2 separate regions of the Mus musculus genome follow, and region 2 is linked to region 1. The links are chromatin loops, found by intact Hi-C in ENCODE. Cell type or tissue: left cerebral cortex. All regions are shown on one strand.

Region 1 (8,000 bases):
TTTACATTGTGCACTGAAGGGAGAAACTACTATTTACTCTCAGTGAAATATTTATTTAAAAGTAAATGATTCCAAGATTTTTAGGCTTACAGGTTTGCCTTGCTAATGTAAATTACTCCTTCAAGGACAAAAGGGTTTTAAAAACTTAGTTTCCAATTTGTGCAACTTCTATTGAACTTTAAAGATGAAATTTGCCTCCTGTTGAAGGAACTCCAGTTTTCTAGGCCTGAGTCTGGCTCCCCTGACTTTGATAGCTTACATTTCTGAGACACAGCCCGGGCTGCTGCGGGATTTGCAGGAGAATGTTGGGCCCTCCCTCAAATCAAACGTGTATAAAAGACTAACTAGCTTTGCAGGAAGAGAAGACTATACCTTCCACATTTCCACTCCATTATTTCAGTAGCTGTGAGCTGATTTTGTTGTTGTTTTGTTTCTTGAGACAAGCTCTCTTTAGTCCTAGCTATCCTGAAATTCATGATGTAGACCAGGCTGGCATAGAACTCACAGAGATCTGCCTGCTTCTGTTGCTTTTGTATGTAAGTACTTGTTAGCTAAGTACTATGATAAATTAATAATAAAACTTTGCTAATTATCTTCTTTCTACTTTTTTTTTTTTTTTTTTTTGAGACAGGATTTCATTGTAGGCACTGGTAGGCCTAGAACTCACTACGTAGACTAGGCTGGCCTAGAACTCACTACGGAGACCAGGCTGGCCTAGAACTCACTATGTAGACCAGGCTGGCCTCCAACTTACACAGCTCCTCCTACCTCCTGTGCCTCCTGTGTGCTGGGATTAAAGATGGGCACAGCCCTCTGGCAAGAGTTGATTTTTTTTTTTTTAACTTACAAATTTTGTGTATTGGGAGGAGTATGTGAGTGTGTGTGCAGATCCCATGGAGGCCAGAAGAGGGCATCAGGTACCTTGGAGCTGGACATACAGGTGGCTCTGAGTACCAAAATGAGTAAATCTATTGGCAGAGAAATGTCAAAACATAAAACGCTCTTCGTGATTGGCTACCCTTTTGAAAGTTGAACAGAGTTCTCCATAGATGCAGTCAGATAGGTAAGGATCAGACAGATCTTCCGTATTTAATTTTTAAAAGATAAAATGACCCATTTATAGCTTTGAAAAGTACCTGTGGTGCTTTGAATAGGAGTGGCCCACGTAGACTCATGTATTTGAGTGCTTGGTCCATAAGGAGTGGCATTGTTAGAGTAAGTGTGTCACTAGTGGGTGAGTTTTGAGGTCTCAGAAGCTAAAGTCCAGGCTCAGTGGCTCTTAGCTTTCCTGCTGCCAGTGCATCAAGATGTAGAACTCTCAGTTACTCTCTAACACCACGTCTGTCAGAGCGCCATCGTGCTTCCCACCGTGATAAATGACTAAACCTCTGAACTGTAAGTTATATATTAATATTAGTTAATTTTATTATTTTATTAATTAAATATTAAATTGATTAAATAAAATTAAGAGTTTAACTTTTCAACTCTATATAAGAGTTGAGGTGGTCATGGTGTCACTTCTCAGCAATAGAAATCCTAAGACGGTTCCATATGACAGGCAAACATGAATTTATATGATGAGGAATTTGGAATAGAGGAAGCCTTGAGTGACTATGTGTTGTAGACCTGGACACAGCCATGTAAAGAACTCTAAGATCTCTAGTTCATGGGACATTGGCAAAGCCAAGTCCGTGTATGGGCCAGGATGAAGAGGGGTGACAAAGTTCTCCTCACGAGTCCAGGTGTGATCATCACTGTGTGCAAATACTAATAACTTCAATAGTCCCACAAGTGTTAAATATTCCCGGAATGTGACTAAGTGAAGTACTAAGCCTCACTCTTGTATGGAGCCAAGAAAACCAGATGAGAAGTAATTTACGATGGAGCTGCAAAACACGGAAAAGAGCGATGCATTTTGGGATTTTGCAGTTCATGAAAGTCGGATTCTTACAACTCTGCAAGTGACAGTGCCTGTCCCTTGCTGGACTTGGTCTCAGGATAGGCCTAGGCAGGAGAATCACAAGTTTGAGGCTAGTCCGTCCTACACAGTCAACCCTTGTCTGAAAGTAAAAAGTAAAAAGACGACGGGAGGTGCAGTGAGTGGTGGGCTCTGCACAGGTGAGGCTGTGCCCAATCACAGTACCCCCAATTACAAAGCGTTACAAGTAAGAACACTGGGGATGGAGTATATTTAGACACCATCATAAAGCCAGGTTATCTATTTATCTATTCAATGTGGAGGAGTGAAAATGTTAATCTCTGTAAAAGACACAAGGGCAGAGGGAATGGGAAGAAGTAGACAGTACAGTTGAAAAGATGGGCAGATAGAGGAGCTGGACAATGGCTACTCCAAAAGGATGGGGTCACTTGCAGGACACACCTGCACCACTGCACATTCGAGAACTCACAGAAGCATCTCTAGAGATGAAGGGCAGGGCGAGGCTAAAGCAGGACTCCATGCTTAAGAAGCATACGATCTGACTTCTTCCCGGTTGTGTGGAGTTCCCTTCTGCCCCCGATCAATCCACTGAGAAGACTGTGAAAGGCGAAGCAAGCAGGGGGAGTTGTCAGCAGGGTGCGGCTTGGATAACAAAAGGATAACAAAGTACCCCATGCAAAAGAGTCCAGCAAAATGTCATAAAGGATTTGAGATTTGTCCTCCCTCAAGTCCCAGATTTCTTCTGCTACTCAACGGCTGGCGGCTGGCAGCTGGCAGATTCTGAGAGCAGGACTCGGTTGCAAAGCTCCAGGGACCTTTTGATGCCTACACTAAAGCTGTGCAGTATCCAGTTTGCACAGCCCATCCAGGAGGGCCTTGGGTTAGAGATGCCACCTCTCTGAAACTAAACCAGCTCATGACAAACAGCCCAGATGAATCCAGTGGTGTCAGCATTTGACAAGTCCCTGCAGGGAACACAATGGCTCCATCTACCATTTGAAAGCCAGCAGTCAGGACTTGAGAGACCTTTACTATGAAAGAGACATAAATACAGTCAGCATAGGATAAACAGAGACTCCACAGCCATGGATCTGGCTAAGGAATGAAAAACATCCAGAAAAATATTTTGAACATGCACAGAATAATGGAGTGATCCTTCCCTAAATAATACAGCAAACATTCAGAAGACATTTACATTGTAATAATCAAGTGATCTAGAGGTGAGAAAGTATATACGAGGGAGTTAGGAATTTATCTTAGTGTAGAACTAAGGCTCTAGGTTAAATTGCCAGGGAAACACACACACACACACACACACACACACACACACACACAGAGCTTTTATGTCCTCTCATTTTATTTTATTATTATTTATTTATTTATTTGTTGTTTTTTTTTTTTCGAGACAGGGTTTCTCTGCATAGCCCTGGCTGTCCTGGAACTCACTTTGTAGACCAGGCTGGCCTCGAATTCAGAAATCCTCCTGCCTCTGCCTTCCAAGTGCTGGGATTAAAGGCGTGTGCCACCACTGCCCGGCTTTATTTTATTTTTTTTAAAGATTTATTATATTTATGGGTGCACTGTAACTGTCTTTAGAGACACAAGAAGAGGGCACCAAACCCCTTTACAGATGGTTGTGAGCCACCATATGGTTGCTGGGAATTGAACTCAGGACCTCTGGAAGAGCAATTGGTGCTCTTAAACACTGAGTCATCTCTCAAGCCCATATATCCTCTTATTTTTTAAAAAGATCTATTTATGTGTCTACTTGAGTGTACAGCACCCGTATGCCAGTGCACTTCTGGACCACACTTACAGGTAGCTGTGCTACCTCCAGTGGGTCCTGGGAATGGAACTTAAGTTCTGTGGAAGAACAGGAAGCACTCTTAACCTATGATCCATCTCTACAGCCGCCCCCTCCATGAATCTTTATCAAATTAGTGTTTGTCACGCCCTTATACACAATATTGAACAAATCAGATGAACCCTGTTCACATTTTTCTAGGTTTCTTCTGGAGTCTCAAAAGGTCATTAAACCAGTTTGTGCGATTTCTTTACTCATTCTCCTCTTCTAAGGAGAACTAACTACATGCCTTACGTTTTTAGGGCAATTTAAACGAAAACAAAGTTCTTGTCCTCAGGAAATACACTCCATGGGGGAAACAATTTTTAAAAAATTTAAACAATCAACATGAAGTCCGAGGATACAGCCCAATGACAGATTGCTTGTGTACTCTTACTGAGTGTTAGCTCTCAACCCTGGGACAAATGCTAACGGAGATACCTATTTAACATGTATAGGCGGAACGGAACGTTCTCCTAGAATCCCAGTCTCTACCTGGTAGAAGCTATGGCTGGCATACCCGGCCCCCTTACTCCAGCACAGGGGCTGGGCTGCACTGCCCCCCAGCTGCCTTCGCAGACATTTTGGTTACCTGGTTCTTCTCTTACCCCTTCCCCTGGCCCCTTGGTCTCCCCGCTCTCCTCTCTGCTCTCCTCCCGTGAGCCGGCTCAGGGTCACATTCCCTCTGGACCCTTCTGGATGTCTGACTCTGGCTATGCTCTCCTTCATACCTACACTCAACCTTCTCCTCCACCATACTTAGAAGCAGTCGTGTCCTTTTTAAATATTTTTATTTTTTCATTAATTAAAGGACCTGGGTTCCTTTCCAAACACCACCCACATCCACACCCAATCTACTTTATGTCAGGATTATTAAGATAAAACTAAAACATCTGAGTTTGGAAGAAACGTGCTAGCAAGCTCGATGTAAATGTCTTATTTTTCTTTCCTTTACAAAGTGCTTGCGCGCTGAATGCAAGACATAATAAATAAGGTCAGTTTGCACAACCACAAAACAGCAATACGGCCGGCAGCTGGCCCCTCCCCGGAAGCCCTACCCCTCCCCTTCACCCTTGAGTCACCTTAAAGAGTTTCCCAGGAAGCACTCCAGGCTCCGCCTCTCTCTGGGTTCCGCCCACGGCCGGGTCTCGGCCGGAGGGGAGGAAAATGGTGCATGGTTTCCGGTCTCGCGATGTGCTATAATCCCGCGAGAAGAGAGGATGCGCGCCTACCCGGATGCGGCGGCCTAGGTGAGGGAGGGGGCGTGGTCGGTGCGCGGAGTCCCGAAAGTCGGGAGCCGGGAGCGCGCGCCCAGGGCGTACGCATGCGTGCACGCGGCCGGCGGGGCGGGGCTGCGAGGGGAGGGGGCGGCGGCGGCGACGGTATTGTCGGTGTCGTTATCTCCGTGGCGCGGACGGTGCGTTTTGACGCGGGTGGTCGTGGGAAAGTATCCGGGGTGGCCCAAGTGGGGCCGGTACGACCCCGAAGTCCGCCGTGGCGGATCTCAGGGAGTGGGCACCGGCGGCCGGTTCCTCGCCGCGCCTCGGGTCGGAGCCGAGGGCGCGCGCCGGGAGGCCGGGCTGTGCCCGTGTCGCCCGGGCGACGAGGGCCGCCTGCTGCCGGTTCCCCGCGTGGACCGGTCTCCGCCTCGATCTCGGTCTCAGTGGCGCTCGGCCCGCGGTGGGCCAGGGTCTCTGCGGAGGCGCCTGCAGGGCGAGGCAAGGCCCTGGTCTTGCGAAGCCCGCCAGGTGAAGGATGCTCGGTCGCTGCCGAGCTTTGAGGGTGGCTCTGATTCCCGGAGGCCGGGCTTGACAGCCGGCGTCTCCGGACTTGTAGTCTTGGGCTGGGATGCTTGAAGATCTCTGGAGGGATTGGAAGAAGTTGTGAGTCCTGGCAAGTGCGAATCAGTGCGGGAGCAGCAGCCCGGTTTATGTGAGGTCAGGTTGCTCAAAGCTAGGTGGTTGGGTTTTGTTTGTTTGTTTTTGCAGAATTCAAAGGCGTTCTGCCTGCAGAGTTTTGGAAGTCTTTCACCCAACACTTGGGGCAGTTTTGCAGCTCCTGTGCCTGCCAAAGCTATATTCCCAGCCTCACACCAATGTTCCCTTTGCAGGCATCATGGTTATGAAAGCTACTGTAGACGACGATGCTTCGGGATGGGAGCTCGGGGTCCCGGAAAAAATGGAAAAAAGTAGCACAAGCTGGGTGGACATAACCCAGGATTTTGAAGATGCTTGTCGAGGTGAGTTTTGAATTTGGGGGCTTTTTGGTTCAAAGCCTGGGGCAGGATACATGAGGTTTTCTCAACTTTGACTTAAAAAAAGAAAGAAAGAAAGAATAAGAAAAAAAAGAAAGACAACCTTGTGATTTTTTTTTTTTTTTTTTTTTTACTCAGATTTGTCGTTTTGTTTTTGAGAACGTGTCCTGTAGCCCAGGCTGACAATGTTCTTGTTGTGGAGATGACCTTGAGTTTCCTGCTCCTCTTGGATATTGAGATTACAAGCCTGGAGTATGATGTCAGGCTCAGTGTTGATAACCATACATTACTCTGCTCTTTGCTTTTTTACTTTTGGTCTAAAGCAAATGTATATCGGGTAAAACTTTAAATACGGATGTTGGCGATTTTTTTAAAGAGAGATTTTTCTTTCTGTATTTGTACATATGTGTGAGGGTGCTCACACTTGAGTGCATGTGGATGGCAGAATAAGGCGTTGGATCCCTTGGAGATGGAGTTATAGGCCTTTTCAGGAATCCTGGCTTATGCTGGGGTTTGAACTCTGGTTCTCATGATTGTGTACCAAATGCTCTTTCCGGCTCCTTGACAGTTTTCTCCTAAAGTTTCCTAACTTCAACAGGTTAGATAATCAGTCCGTGATAGCAGTGCCTACCTGTACACACACTTAACTGGGCACAAGAATTTTTGCGTATTTGAGATTTAAAAATGACCGTGTCCTATTGTTCTCTTTAAGATCCTCTGGTGACTTCCCAGGCTTCTCCGGCATGGTTTCCTAAGTTCTGGGCTGTTTCCTCCCATTGCCCTGTCCTTCCCACTCTTATCCCAGTGAATACCAAGGTGCCTTGCCTGGCTCTGTGAACTGTGTTCCCTGCACCTTGAGTTACTTTGTATCAGACCACTGTGTATGGCTTTTGCACATCTTATGTATCTTTCCTGGTGAAGGCTCACAAGGGCACCTGTAAGCAGATAACCTGTAAACAGATAGGCTAAAGGGCATCTTAATTGAGCCACCCTGTTTATCACCAGGATTGTAGGTGTTTGTGCTTTATTTACCCTGATAGGAGCTTGATAGTGGCAGAGATCGTGGGTATAACTGTAGAATATAGAGCTGTGTATGGCACATAGTAGGGCCACAGTGTTTGGTAATAACTAGATTTAGTGGCATGTACTAGTAGTGCCATTAGTAGTCTTAGCTACTTGGGTGTTTGAGTCAGGATCACTTGAAGCTGAGAAGTGCAAGACTGTTGTGAGCGGTGTAGACTTCCCTCTGTAAGAACACTCTTCCCTCCCCAGCAGCAAGTGTTTAGAGTGACACACATGAGTGTGTGCAGTCTAAGGGACAGACTGGAGGACGAGAGGAAGGAGTCAGCAGTGAGAGAGCTTGGACTGAGAGAGGATGGGTTCAAGGCCGGGTACTGAGTAAAGGCATAGGATGAGTGGTGCTGGGGTCGGGAAAGTGAGCCGAGAGACTGGGTAAGGTGGTGCAGATAAGGGAGAGTGGGAAGCTTGGGTGGTTAGGTGTTCCTTCCTGACCCATGTGCTTGCCAGCCAGGTCTTTGGTAGTAACAAGGTGGTTTTGAAGGAGAGGAGTGAAGACTGGGTGCAGCACCAGGTAGAAAGGAAGCCAGCCGGGGCTAGAAACCATGTGCCTTCTGTCCCTTTGATGGTTCAAACTACATGTCCACTTCAAGTTTGTCTCAGTGAGAAAGTAGAAGAACCCTGGACTAAGTCTCCCCTGTAAGTCTACTGCTCTATGTCTACCAGGAGGAGAGCTGTGTTATATGGCAGGTTTTATGCTCAGATGTTGGGGTGACTAAATGGTTCACATCTGTCATTGTGTTCTTTTTTTCTTAAAGTCATCTCTGTTGGACAGCTGGCGTCATGAGCCTTAAGTGGGAAAGGGTGAAGTTGTGTCTTAAAGGAAAAGTCTCATTTCTGTAAGTGAAGGTGAGGACAAGACCCTAGAGTGAGCTAAACTGAATTGC
Region 2 (8,000 bases), 190 kb after region 1:
GGAACTTGGGACCCACATGATGGAAGGAGGGAAGTGACACCCAGAGTTGTCCTCTGATCACACAATCACTAAGGCACGCATGACCACACATACAAAAATAAATAAATTTTAAATATTAAACATGCAAACCAAACAATTATTCCAAAGCTGCTTTTTTTTTTTTGGTCAGAATGCTGGGAAATGCACTTCAGGAATGTTTCAGAACTGCTCACATGGCCTGGGGCTGGGCCCGTAGGGTGGCTGATGGCCACTGGAGCCCCAGCCCTGCCTGCTCCCACTCCAGCACTGGGATCACAAGTATGCACCACCCCCACCCCACCCCCCAACTTTAGCTTTTTTGTTGTTGTTATCTGGGAACTGGAGAGGAAACTCAGGCCCTGAGCTTCACAGCTCATTCTCTGCCAGTTTAGCCCCTGCCCCCACACAGGCTCCTCCCCCTGGCCCGTGTTTGTTATGGCTATTAATCTTACAACTCTGTGGTTAAGGCACAATTAAATATTTGCAAGGGCTCCTAAATTAATGACCAAAGAGTTAACAACTGTGACACAAAACAAATCTCTCTTTACAATGAACACACAACACCCCACTCTGTTCTCACGCCAGGCCCTAAAGCGGCTGTTCTACCACTGGACTAGAAACCTGGTTGTAACCTGCAGGTTTTCCTGGTTATGTTTCTAAACCAAAGGCACGTGCTAGTTGCTGTTCCAAAGATCTTCTGGCCCTACTCCAGTGAAGTAACATGTCCTTATACACACCCTGGGCCCCTCTCTACCAGGCTGCGCTGGGAAGCTAAGCGTCCAGAGTCTTCTACAGTACAGTGTACACACTACAGTGCATACAGAGTGAACTAGGTTCTCAGCGCGTACCAACATGCATGCTAGCTAGGCCCCACCGCTCGCTCCCAAGTGGAGCTTGGTGAGGATGAGCCTCTCGTCATGAAAGCTGACCACCTCTGTCTTGTACAATGATGGAAATAAAGCTGCCCATCAACTAGGTAGCAGCTTTCACATTCTCCAGTCACATCTGACTCTGGTCCCTGCAAATTCAACTCTATTAACTCCTAGATATATGGGGGTGGGAAGGAGCACGTTGTTTTTGGATGTGGTGAGCTGGAGCCATTCTGGGTTTGCAGATCTTACCAGTCTACACCACAGTGTAATGGCTATTCCTGGTTGCCAACATGACTCTATCTGGAATGAACCACAATCCAAAGCTGGAGGCCTCACCTGCAATCCAGAGCTTGAGGTTGTTAGATAAAAGTTTCTGACCTGGATCTTGGCATGGAGATCTTGAGGCACAGTGGCCATGAAAAGCTTAGGCCCAGGCAAGGCAGTACATACCTTCAATCCCAGGAGACTAAGGCAAGATCATCTCTGAGTTCAAGGTGGTACACACTTTTAACCTGGGCCACACCTTCTGTTAGAGACCTACAGGAGGACACTGGGAGGAGGAAGATTTGCTTTTTGCCTGCTTGCACTTACTTGCCAGCACATCTGTTGGAACCTACATCTACAGAAGAGCAGCTGAAACAACTAGCCTCATGGGACTGAGCAACTACTAGATCCTTGGACTTCCCACTCACAGCTGACCATTGTTGAGGAGTTGGACTACAGACTGTTTAAGTCATTGTAACAAATCCCTTTACTATATAGACTATCCATAAGTTCTAGAAACCCTGACTAAAAATACACACAGCCCAATGTGCCAGCCCATCCATTCTGTCCACGACTGGCATCAGCTAACAGATAGCTAGTGTTTATGTTTTATGTCACACCTTTCCTGGCCATGGCTGACTTCTAGTAGATGTTGCAGAATGTCAGACTCCCTGCTGTCAGGCTGATGTACCGGCCAAGCAATACCTAACTCATATTACTCTTGTTTGCTAGTTATCTCTCTCTCACACTTTAGGCCGTTGGTCACCTCGTTGCTTTTGCATTTGCTATGTGCTGGGGTTCAAAATGTTTACCAGACACTTGAAAAACAAGTACGAACCACGACGCCTGCCAACAGCTGTGCCTATGAAAATCAGGGAAAGGTGATTCTAGGACCAAGCCTAACACCACAGACTCTACAGCTGAGCTAGGCAGCGCGGCAGAGGGTGTGAATTGAGATCTACTATACATAACGAAACAGAAGATTACAAAGCACGACACAGGCCAGGACTGTGCAAATGAGATGTTACTCCTGGAAGGAATGGCCTACGGAGGGTGCGAGCCAGGCAACTCAATTATTTCTTCTCATGAAAAACAGCGGATCATGATAATGTATGCTTATGAGGTAGAAACGGGGGCAGAGGGGGGGTGTGAGAAGGGGCGGGTCGAAATTTCCCAAGTAACATGCAATAGGCCAAATGGTGATTAAAAAAAAAAACAAAACAAAACTAAGCAAGCAAACAACGACAATAACAACCACCACCTATCCTGTGCTCGACTTTTCTGGAATTTATTACTTGTAGGAGGATTCTACTCTATTCTCAGTAAGATGAGCATAGTTTGCACAATCCTAGAATCCATGACATACCTGCGGTGACGAAAACTAGCTGGTCCCGGAGGGAAAAGCAACACAGAATGCAGTGTGATTACTGGGGCAAACTGAAGGGCCAAACAATGACCTATCCTATAAACAGATTATCTCACTTGTTCACGACTCCCTTCTATTTTGCTTCAACTAACTATTGGCAAGAGCCCCTCTTAGGACTCTGGGTGGAGCGGATTCCGCGGTGGCGTCTGGACCGAATGAATCCCGGTCTCACGCTGTCCCGATCCTCTGGGGCTGACGCCTCCTGGGAGGTTATGCGGAGCCGCGGCGTTCCCTGTGTGACCTTTCTCCGGGAACGCCGTGACCTCGGCGGCAAACTGCCGTCCTCCGCCCCGGCCGCCCGGTGGCAGCGCACACAGCCCGTCCGCCCCATCGAGCTCCGCGCGCGGCCCGCCGGGAGACCCTAGTCCGCGTCCAGGCTCGCTCTGCACCCCGGGCCGCCGCCGCCACCACCTCCCTGCGGACGCCGAGGTGACTCACCAGTGTGAGGGCCGCCCGCGTGGGCTGCAGTTTTCTCTTGCTCACAGCCCGCACGGTGGCGCGGACCAACGACGCCGACATGTCCACGTCGCGGCACCCGCAGCCTCCGGCTGGAGCGTGGGGACTCAACTTCTCTCCATGGACACGGCGGGCACTTTGACGCCACAAGCTCCTGCGCAGGCGCCACAGGCCCCGCCTCCCGTCGCCCGTCCCGCTCCACCATTGGACAGTCCGGGTGAGTGACGGGCCGGGCCGATTGGCCGTCATCACTGACGAGGCAAGGGAGGTGACCTGTGACCTTGCGGGCTTCGCGGTCACTGCGCTAGCGGAAGTGGGATGGCTCCTTCCGTATGGCGTACACTAACGACAGACCCCCCGGAAGTGGGGACACGGCTCTGTGACTCTGGAGCTGCTTCGATAGTAAAGCAAGCGGGTAGACACCATACGACAGGTTTCCAGTTATTGAAATGTCACTCTTGTGTAGCAGTTTGTGTCAAGAAAACTGAGCACGTACGTAGCTACCAGCCTCGCATGGAAGCACGGGCATGGTGGCTCTATCCGAGCCTCTGAGAGCGAGCGCCCTGGGCGCTACGTTAGCATCGGTTCTTGAGTCCCGATCCCGGGCCCCGTGCACATTTGGCTAGCCTTTCCTGCTAGCCGGTCCCATTTGATTAGCTGTGCGCCTGTCACCACGCCTCGGCTTCCTTCGCGGCCCGTGATGACGTAAGAACGGGAGCTCCTTTATCTCGGAGCAGCAGCTGGCCCCGTGCGGGAACTGGGTGGGCGTGGGGAGTACTGAGGGGTTTGCTACCCCTGATCGCCCCCTTATGGTTCCAGGAAGGCCGAGGGAGGGAAATGGATTCGGCCTCAGGTCTAGACGGAAAGAACAAGTGTTTTCTTTTCCAGTGCGATCTCACTGGTCTGACTAGAAGGGGCAGTTTCCCCGTCCGAAATGGGGACTTTGCCATGCTGGAACACTGACAGAGTAAGACAGACATTGTACATTCTGCCTAGACCTGCCCAGGAGCTAAGAAAATGTTCTGACCCTTTCTTCATAGCTTTACAAAGAGTGGGCACACCATGTTTTCAACTCTATTTTTAGTGTCTGAAAACTGTGAACCCCACTCGGTCATTGATCTCTCTCTTGCAAGGATTTTGTTCCACTTGGGAAGATATCCTCTCCTTAAGATAGAAGCCACCTTTGAAGCAAAAGAAAAACAGACTGATTTTTTTTTTTTTTTTTGGTTTTTCGAGACAGGGTTTCTCTGTACACTGAAAACACATCTTTTACATCTTTTACCAGGAAGCTTGCCAAAGCAGTTCACAGTGAGCAAGAGACTGTTAGAAGGTGAAGATCGGGTGTTCAGAACTCCTGCTGTAAAAACTGGATTCTGAGTTTCCGCTGTTTTAGAACAGAACAGGGCATCGGCCCTGGCCCTGCGATCGCTTGCAGAGGAAGCTTTGACTTGGCCATGGCTGCGAGCCTGCTATCTTATCCGCTGAGAAGCGTGCCTCACTTGTCTAATGGTATCAGTATAAGCCATCAAAAACACCAGGCTGCTGGGCAGAATTTTTTTTAAGAATCAAAATGTAGGAAACCTTTTTAAGGCTAGAAGAAAACATGACAATTCTGTTTAATTTTAGGGGTAAGTACACTCCTCTCCCTCAACAACCGACAAAACATCCAAGTAGAAAATAACTACCAGGTATAAAGATTGGCCTGGCTGCGTATTTCTTCTCCGTTCTAGGGGCAGAGGGATAAACAACACTAAGCGCTTTTTCAGTAGGCGTGGCACTGTTCCAGCCAGAAAGCAGCGCTGTCACTTCACAGCCAGAGGCAGGAGGAAAGGAAGCAGGCCAGCAGCTGAGCAGGAGGAAAGGAAGCAGGCCAGCAGCTGAGCCGTCACGTAGCAGGGAGGCCCCGGTTGCACAACCCATGAGTTTGATGGTCACCATTTTTATTTTTTTACCATGATTTCCAATTTCTTAATGATTTCCATTTTGACATGACTCTTTCATAACTAGACTATGACCAGTCTAGTTCACACATATATGCCTCTCGTGAGTCTCCCTCGTTGTGCCAGTGTCCTTAGCAAGCTCTCTCTCTGCCCCCCAGTCTCCTGCTTGCACACCCCAGACCCGGTGCACAGCTATCAAAGGGGAACAGCATGGGCACCCTATTAAGGAGATGTGTACTGTCAGCGCTTTGGTTGACTTTTCTAATGACTCATAAGAAAATAATGTGGATAAAATTACACGTTCAAAGTTCGATTTTATTTCAAAATGATAAATAAACCGGCATAGTTCTGACTCTGTACTATTTCAGAAAGGCTTGTGAAGTTCATTAACAGTTTAGAGAGGGCTCCAGTCAGACCAGAAGGTTGCCAATCAAACTTGTGATTGGCAGAGACAGCAGCCTCTTTGATCTTCAGAGGTTTGTAAAAGCTCTCCACCCTAATTTCTGTGTATCATAAAAAGTAAAAAGCACTTTTATTCTGTCCTTTTCTCCTTTAATTTTTCTTTTTTAAACCAGCAAAAAAGGACTACTTATTTTTATGACTTCATTTTTATGAGCACAACAGTTCTGTCAATTACTTAGAGAAGGAAGCCCTCAAAGATGTGCCAGTGGTGCTGTGGTCGTCCACCGAGGCCCACACTGACAGGTGCTTGCATTCCATGCTATCATTTCTACAATGAGCCATGAAGAATGCTTGTAGACCCTATGTACAGCAGTATAGTCCACATGTCCTTGATGTGCGTCCATACCACGATCCAGGAACAACAGAGAGAATCCCCTCTTGGAAATCAAAAAGGGGATGTGTAGGGAAAGAGGGCTAACTCCTCTGGTGAGCAGCACACTATTTTTAGAGTGCTTTGAAAGAACTAAAATCCATGACGCTGTAGTCATTGAATTCTGGCCCTCATATTTTTCTTTTAAGTTGACTTTCTATTAAAATCTTCAAATCTCTGGAGATTGGTGGTATAGTTAGACTATATTAAAATTTTTCTTTTCCTTATTAACAATTTCATTAAAATTTAAAAAATTACGATGCCCCTCAACTGTTACGTTGAAGCCTGATCTGTGTCACTGTGTCCTGTGCCATGAACCTAATTTCCCAAGTGGCCACGGACACCTGAGTGGCATTTCCAGTGCTGCAGTTCCTTCCCTCATGATTCCTGCTGGGTCCTCTTCACTGAGGCTCTCCCCTGAGTCATATATTTACTGGAAAGGCTACCTAGGAGGGAAAACAAAATCCAACATAAACGAAAAGAATGGTGTTTGAGCAAAGTCACACAATACTTATTGTCAGTTACTGACAGACACGTGTCCCACCACAAAGGGCACTCGTCCTGAGTCGAGCAGTTAGGCTAGGTATAAACAAGTGCACAGCCATCAGAGGCACTGGGCAGTGCTTAGACACTGCTTCCTCAGTGCTGGTAAGGTACAGCCCCGAGGCTGTTCAATGCAGCCACAGGCAGGCACTGAGGCTGGAAGAAACATTTTGAAAGTTCTTTACATAGGATATTCTTTTTGTTTGTAGCTCACAGACTGCAAAGAGATCGCTGGCCAGAAATTAGTACCTCATACCATTACCCTTTAGAAGTCTAGTAATACCTTATGGATGTACAAGGAGAAAATAAAATTCTCTGTACTTAATTAGTAGTGAAGCCATCCACAGCTTACAACATGTACTGTGTTCTGGAGTCTGAGCACATACAAGAGGGAATGAGAGCCCATGTGGCTACTACTGTACAATGAAGGCTCTACTCAAACCAATGGAAGGAATGCAAAGGGTTTAGTAACTGGTACCATGCCAGCTACAGGTTTTAAAAGCAGAATCTCATTGTGAGGCCTTGGATGACTTAAAATTCATTATGTAGCCCAGGCTAGCCTAGAATTGCTTTTTGCCTGCTTCTGAGTGTGGGGATTAAATACTACACCATGACCACCACACCTGGCTTGCACCCATAACTTCTGAGGGGGAGAAGGAAGCTAGCTCCCTTCTTAAACTGTCACTCTTGTCATTTCCAAATGAAGTGTAGAATTAAATGTAAGTAAAAGAAGTCAAAGCGCAGCAGTTGTCCACATTTTCAGAAGCATGGACACAACTTTCCCAAAGCAGCAGCTTTAGCAATGCCCACCACACAAGCTTTCCCTTTATTTCTTTTCAACCAAATGGCCTGACATTTTAAAATTTAGAGACAGTCTAAAAGATTGGTAGCTATCTGCCCCATTTATGTATATTTATATAACTTTATCACTGACTAGAACTTTAAGGCCTATTAAAACAACAACAATAACAACAAAAATCACACCACTACCAAACCATTTTCCCGCCATATGACTGTGTGTATGAAATAGTTTCATGTTTGTGAATGCGAATATGTGTTTGGACACTGTGTGTGTGTGTGTGTGTGTGTGTGTGTACGCATGCACATATGATGGAGTCAGGGCTTGGTACTGGATGGTCCCCCCATAGTCTCCTCCTTATACATGGAGGTGGGTTAGGTAACTATGCAAGTCTGCTCTGGAGCTCCCTCCCTCCACCCCCTATGCGATGGATTCCTAGCAGGCTGCCATGTTACCTAACACTTACATGGATGCTCCGATCCAAACTCTGGTCCTCTTTATACCCACTGAACATCTCCCCAGCCCCACCAATGGCCTTTATGATAATTTAAACAAGTACTACTTGCTGAGACATCAGAGGAATGCACCTGTTAGCCGAGATGGCAAAATCAAAGGTAAGAGCACAGCTGTCCATCAACATGTGCTCATTAAGGAAACTAGAGTGGGTCAGAGACTTAGTCTACAAAGGGGCTCAAGGGAAACTATTTCTACCTACAACACAGACATGGGTCACATGTTAATATGTGACAGCTGTCACTAACTTACTTTCTGAGCTATTTTATTGGCAAGAACAAATCTTAGCAATCTATAATTTTTTCTTGTAGAAAGCAGAATACAGTTTGTAATAAAA

The links. Hi-C counts contacts between places; a loop is a spot of excess contacts. Peaks named below come from ENCODE experiments on the same cell type or tissue, not always from the same donor. Only the 100,000 strongest peaks of a DNase experiment are listed, where the experiment ranks them.
Region 2: a loop joins it to region 1, with 2.6 times the contacts of the local background. A loop is called at or near these places in 3 of 42 quality-filtered maps.

The regions. Positions count from the first base shown.
Region 1 is chr13:59,580,261-59,588,260 of GRCm38, forward strand. It overlaps Naa35 (N(alpha)-acetyltransferase 35, NatC auxiliary subunit), which reads left to right and starts at 5,073. Exons shown (of 23, transcript NM_030153.2): 1 at 5,073-5,199; 2 at 5,893-6,021. The coding sequence starts at 5,898. A230056J06Rik (RIKEN cDNA A230056J06 gene) reads right to left here and starts at 4,963. Exons shown (of 2, transcript NR_045633.1): 1 at 4,865-4,963; 2 at 1-2,970. In left cerebral cortex, a CTCF peak has its summit at 4,339; DNase peaks (open chromatin) are centred at 4,330, 4,968 and 5,606; H3K4me3 peaks cover 2,368 bases; H3K27ac peaks cover 1,533 bases.
Region 2 is chr13:59,766,606-59,774,605 of GRCm38, forward strand. Isca1 (iron-sulfur cluster assembly 1) reads right to left here and starts at 3,184. Exons shown (of 4, transcript NM_026921.4): 1 at 3,019-3,184. The coding sequence starts at 3,099. Tut7 (terminal uridylyl transferase 7) reads right to left here. Exons shown (of 27, transcript NM_001373962.1): 27 at 5,271-6,254. The coding sequence ends at 6,187. It overlaps Etohd2 (ethanol decreased 2), which reads left to right and starts at 3,361. Exons shown (of 2, transcript NR_015349.3): 1 at 3,361-3,741; 2 at 4,322-7,075. In left cerebral cortex, CTCF peaks have their summits at 2,922 (motif pointing right) and 3,841; DNase peaks (open chromatin) are centred at 2,108, 2,751, 3,263, 3,706 and 2 more places; H3K4me3 peaks cover 3,416 bases; H3K27ac peaks cover 3,359 bases.